2 separate regions of the Homo sapiens genome follow, and region 2 is linked to region 1. Evidence: chromatin contacts called from ENCODE Hi-C or POLR2A ChIA-PET data. All regions are on one chromosome and are shown on one strand. The core of a region is the stretch at or near the end of the contact, and the rest is flanking DNA. Distances in the headings are between cores, read along the strand shown.

The links. Hi-C counts contacts between places; a loop is a spot of excess contacts on that map. ChIA-PET counts read pairs that join two places held with the same protein, here RNA polymerase II (POLR2A). Pooled maps may share reads with other maps.
Region 2: a loop to region 1 is called in a map of CD4-positive, alpha-beta T cell, with 2.6 times the contacts of the local background. The contact joins two enhancer-like sites. A Hi-C loop is called at or near these places in 4 of 168 maps with a recorded cell type or tissue (CD4-positive, alpha-beta T cell, ascending aorta, chondrocyte and 1 more) and 7 of 50 pooled maps. POLR2A ChIA-PET finds 5 or more read pairs at or near these places in 4 of 52 experiments (Caco-2, MCF 10A, OCI-LY7 and 1 more).

The regions. Positions count from the first base shown.
Region 1 is chr12:123,740,941-123,743,640 of GRCh38, reverse strand. The region is part of intron 9 of ATP6V0A2 (ATPase H+ transporting V0 subunit a2); the gene reads right to left. Among named protein-coding and RNA genes, the nearest start is that of DNAH10, 20 kb to the left of the region's middle. Within about 2 kb of position 1,265, at least 3 of the 41 ENCODE cell types and tissues checked have a DNase peak (open chromatin) inside an H3K27ac peak, as active enhancers do.
Region 2 is chr12:123,982,625-123,985,324 of GRCh38, reverse strand. All of the region lies in intron 2 of ZNF664-RFLNA (ZNF664-RFLNA readthrough), which reads right to left. All of the region lies in intron 2 of ZNF664 (zinc finger protein 664), which reads right to left. Among named protein-coding and RNA genes, the nearest start is that of ZNF664-RFLNA, 11 kb to the right of the region's middle. RefSeq lists an enhancer at 993-1,062 and a silencer at 1,253-1,312. Within about 2 kb of position 1,309, at least 6 of the 41 ENCODE cell types and tissues checked have a DNase peak (open chromatin) inside an H3K27ac peak, as active enhancers do.

The DNA.
Region 1 (2,700 bases), core at 16-2,515:
ACTCTTGTTGCCCAGGCTGGAGTGCAATGGTGTGATCTCGGCTCACCGCAACCTCTGCCTCCCAGGCTCAAGCGATTCCCCTGCCTCAGCCTCCCTAGTAGCTGGGATTACAGGCATATGCAACCATGCCCGTCTAATTTTGTATTTTTAGTAGAGACGGGGTTTCTCCATGTAGGTCAGGCTGGTCTCGAACTCCCGACCTCAGGTGATCCACCTGTCTCAGCCTCCCAATGTGCTGGGATTACAGGTGTGAGCACCGTGCCCAGCCTTGTGTTACTGCTTTGGCAACGCTGTGTGTGTGGCTTTGGTGCAGGATTAATCTCCACTCAACAGGGTCAAGAGCAGCCAGAGGGCCTGGAGGAAAAGTCCATCTGTGAGGAATCAGGGGGTGGCAAGGGCGGCACTTGGGGCCTGTGGCCTCCAAGAAGGAAGGGTGAGAGCAGGACTGAATGCGCCGGAAGTGAATGGGGGCTGGGGAATGCGGGGCACGTGGGTATGGAGTCGGCTCAGTCACTGACAGAAAACCGACACTGAGTACTTTATCTCTTAAAAACGGTGAAGAAAGAGGAAGTTTGAGACAACTGCAATATACTTAATAAAAAAATGAGAAAGGCAAGAATAAACCAAAATGTCAACATGAATTCTATTATGGCAGAATCATAAATATAACTTTATCCATCAGTGTTTGCAATTCTTCTGAAATGCATTATATTGATTTATAATGAAAACACTTTTAAAATAAGGTAAACAGGTTATTGACAGAATAGTAGATTTTCTGGTCAAAATAAGTCTTTTTTTTTTTTTAAAGAAGGAGTCTCGCTCTGTCACCCAGGCTGGAGTGCAGTGGTGTGATCTCGGCTCACTGCAACCTCTGCCTTCCAGGTTCAAGCGATTCTCGTGCCTCAGCCTCCCAAGTAGTTGGGATTACATTGCACACCACCACGCCTGGTTAGTTTTTGTATTTTTAGTAGAGACGGAGTTTCACCATGTTAGCCAGGCTGGTCTCGAACTCCTAACCTCAGGTGATCTGCCCACCTCGGCCTCCCAAAGTGCTGGGATTATAGGAGTGAGCCACTGCACCCGGCCAAAATGTGTCTCTTAAAACGTATGCATGTAATGGGGTTCTGGGGAAATTCTCGAGGGTGGCACAGCTTTGAACGTCCCCAAGTCCCCTTCAGAACAGAAAGTGCAACCAGCTAGCAAGACCTAAAGCCTACGGATGGCATTTACAGCCAAACCACGTCCCCACAGTCCCCAAAATACAAATGGGTGAGGAAACCACCAACAGCTACAAGACCTACCCAGCAGCCTCCAGAGCAGAGGATGCAAGTAAGCAATGTGGCCTCCAAGGGGCCTGGGCCAACAACACCAAAAATGGCCAGAAAGAACCTCCCTGGGAAAGCAGAGGAGGCCAAACCACAAAAAGCAGCTGGAACTGGGAAGAGTTCTGTCCAGTCCAAGAGTAGGCGACGGCACAGGGGCCATGGGCAGTGAAGTCTGCAGGGGTTGGGGCAGGGCAGCCCAGTCCCTAAACTCACGGCACTGACCTGCCAGGTCCTCCCCTGTTGAGCGGCCACACGCTGAGGAGAAACTGCTGGGAGTGAGATCAAAACTGAGCAGGACAGGAACGAAAGAGAAAAGACAGAGGAGTTCACAAGAGAGACACAGAGGACATCTCAGATCCAGGACCCGACGTGTTTGCATTCAGTACACAAAAAATAAAAAAAAGAAAAAACCATCAGTGAGGTTAGGATCGCTATCCTGAACCTGCCATCTTCTAAAAGTTCCTTGAGTACCATAAACATCTGCCAGAAAACTATTTTCATGTAAATATACATTTATATTGCTTGTGTAATAATATAGAATCTCCTTGAGCAGGACAGGCATGGTGGCTCATGCTTGTCATCCCAGCACTTTGGGAGGCTGAGACAGGAGGGTCACTTAAGCCCAGGAGTTCAAGACCAGACACCGTCTTTTGTAGAGACCCCATCTCTACAAAAAAATATAAATAACTAACTAAATAAATAAATAAATTAGCCAGGCATAGTAGTGCATGCCTGTAGTTCCAGCTACTCAGGAGGCTGAGACGAGACGGGAGGATTGCTTGAACCCAGGAGTTTGAGATTGCAGTGAGCTACGACCATTACCACTGTTCTCCAGCCTGGGAAACAGAGTGAGACCTTGTCTAAAAAATGAATTTCCTTGAGCAGCTAAGCATCTTCACCATGTTCCATAAATCTTTTTTTTTTTAAACCTCCGCCTCTGGGGTTCAAGGGAGTCCCGTGACTCAGCCTTCCAAGTAACTGGGATAACAGGCACGTGCCACCATGCCTGGCTAATTTTTTTTCTATTGTGTATTTTTTGTATTTTTTAGTAGAGACAGGGTCTCGCCATGTTGGCCAGGCTAGTCTCAAACTCCTGGACTCAAGTGATCCGCCCGCCTCAGCCTCCAGAGTGCTGGGATTACCAGCGTGAGTTACCGCATCCAGCCTCAAAAGTCTAATTTCATTTAAAAGTGAGCAAGAGGAGGGAGAAGCCCAATCTTACATAAGGTCATAAGAAGAAAAAAGCCAAGGAGTAGAATACCATCCCCACAGACAGTGAGAAGATGCCAGAAAGAATGTCCACAAAACAAATAAAACCATTGTAACTTACTGTTTCAAAAGGAGTTAAAAGAATTAAAAAAAAAATACAGGACAG
Region 2 (2,700 bases), core at 60-2,559, 240 kb before region 1:
AGGAAGTGGCACAAAAGTTACATGAAACTTAGATCTTATATTCTGAGATGATGGTGTTAAAAACAAAAAAGCAAAAATAATCCTTTCTAGAGTCATTGTTGATTACAGCTCTAATTTCATATGCACAGATAAGTGACATGTGTTCTCTGGAGCCATCCCCCGACTAAGACCAATTCACTCTTCTCACTTTCACTACTGAGCTCCTCCACAGCATCTATAATACCTTCTGTGTGCACCTCCCACACACCATTCTGTACCCCCACCCCCACTACAAAACTGCTCTCAGAGTCAAATCTTGGGGCCGTTCCTCCTGCCTCACCCTGAATCCTAGTCTACGGTCTCCTCGGCTCCCAGTTCCCTGCACATTCTCACTTTTCCTCTGGCCTTGCTGATTGTGTCTGCCATCTCACATGCCTATGCCTAAATATAGGAGTCCTCCATACAGTATGTCCTGTCTCCATTTTTTAGCTCAACTACCTGCTTGGCTGGAATGATGACCATTTCCATGATGATGATGCCACAGTTTCTTAACACAGTCTTTTCTTCTTACCTGTATCTCCAACTGCCTACTAGAATTATTTCCCCATCATCCCACGATAAACTGAAAATCACTACTTTGACAAACTCAAAGTCCCTATAAAAGGCAACTTCTTCCCTCAACAGATCTCCCAGGCAAAGAACTTTGAAACCAACTCTCTCCTCCTCCCCGGCCCCCACACCCCTTTCAACTGTTTTCTTTCTGTGCTTGTTTCTTCCCTTCAGCATTTAAACACAATGCAGAAGTCTCCCCCAACCTTAAGGAAAAACAGCATTTAATCCCAGGCCTTCTCTAGCTACCCTGTCTCCCTGGCCCCACCCTCCATTTCCCCATCCAGACCTCTTAAAGACTGATTTTTCCAGATTTCTATTGCTTCACTTCCCACTCATGCCTCAATCCAACACCACACCACCGAGGTTCCTCTCTCATTGTCGGCCTTCTCTTGGCCAATCCAAGGGCACTTTTTGTTCTTTATCCCACTGGACATTACTGGCCACACTCCCTTGGCTCCTTCTGTGACCCTACGGCCTCTGTGTTCTACACTCACTGCATAAACCCAGTATTATCAGTTGGCCGGGCAAGCTCTTGTAAACACTAGTTCATTCCCATGAGTTCCATCTCCCCTCTCCTCTGCTCCTAACATCCACACCAGTTTCAACCATCTCGCCCACTGGTTCTCAACTCTGGCTGTGAAAGAAAGCTTTGCTAGGAGTCCACATTTCAACTGTTCACAAGGCCTCCAGAGGGCACTCAAACACCTGCTCAGAAACCTCGGCTCTTCACACTAAGGAGTTAGGACTTGAAATCAATGTCACAATGGGTTACTACCTCTAGTTGCCAAGCATCATGAAAATGCATGCAACCCGCTTTGTGCAGGTTCTCTGATTCTAACTGTGAGTCTGGAGGCTTACCACAAGGTCCTAGTCCTATCACAATGTAAAGTTATAGTATTAAAAGTAATTTATTGAACATCGGTTAACTGAGAAACTTGACATGTTTTCTAGCCAACACCGAGTACTTTGAATCAATGAAATATTCTTAAACCCCCATCAGGCTCAATCCTAAACATATTTGAACTACACATCCAAAAGTGATATTTTGAAAGCCAGAGGGACATACAGGATTTACTCTGCAGAAGAAAAATGGTTCCAATTATTTCTATGAACTGTTGTATTGTTAACCTAAGTGGCAGAGTTCATCATCTTTGGGACAGGGGTCTGCTCTGGCTATAAAGGCTTCCTCACAAGCTCTGTCACAATATCATAGAACACACTGCAAAATAAGATATGGAAATAACCTATGATTATTTTATGAACTTTCAGGGGTATGAAAAATAAATGAGTTCTAGAATAGCTTTACTGAATTTCTTATAATGTATCAAGTGACACAAGAGACACTGTGTATTTCAGAATCAGAATAAAGGTGTAGAAATGTTTTAGCGTTAAAAAGCAATACGAATTATATTTTTAAAATTACATTTTGAATGCTTCTGCTACATCTTCAAAATTAAATTGTATTTTAAAAATTCTCTTCTTTCAGTGTCTTACAAATGAGTAATCATAGCCATTGGTTCCACCTTGTGACTCTCCCACATGGATTAGCTGTAGCACAACTTGCTTGCTTTCTTTTTTTATTTTTTTGAGACAGGGTCTCGCTCTGTCACCCAGGCTGGAGTACAGTGGCGTGATCATGGCTCACTACAGCCCTGCCTTCCAGTGATGCTCCCACCTCAGCCTCTTAAGTAGCTGGAACCACAGGTGTGTGCCACCATGCCTGGCTAATTTTTGTATTTTTGGTAGAGACGGGGTTTTGCCATGTTGCCCAGGCTGGTCTCAAACTCCCAGCCTCAAGCCATCTGCCTGCCTTGGCCCCTCAAAGTGCTGGGATTACAGGCATGAGCCACCATGCCCAGTAGACACAACTTTCAACCTGGGCTGAAAGACTTCAATTTGCTAAATCTAAGATTCACTCCTGATCCCTTTATTACATCTCTAGGCCGTTTGAAACTACTGCTCCTGTCCATTCTTGAAACTTTCTAACTTCCAGGACGTCTCTCCTGAGTGTCCTCGTCTGCACTCCCTTCTAGCCAGTCCACCAGGCTCACACTAAATGAATCTGCTCCTGTAAGCGCTGCAACAGTAAAACCGATACGGTGAGCGTGG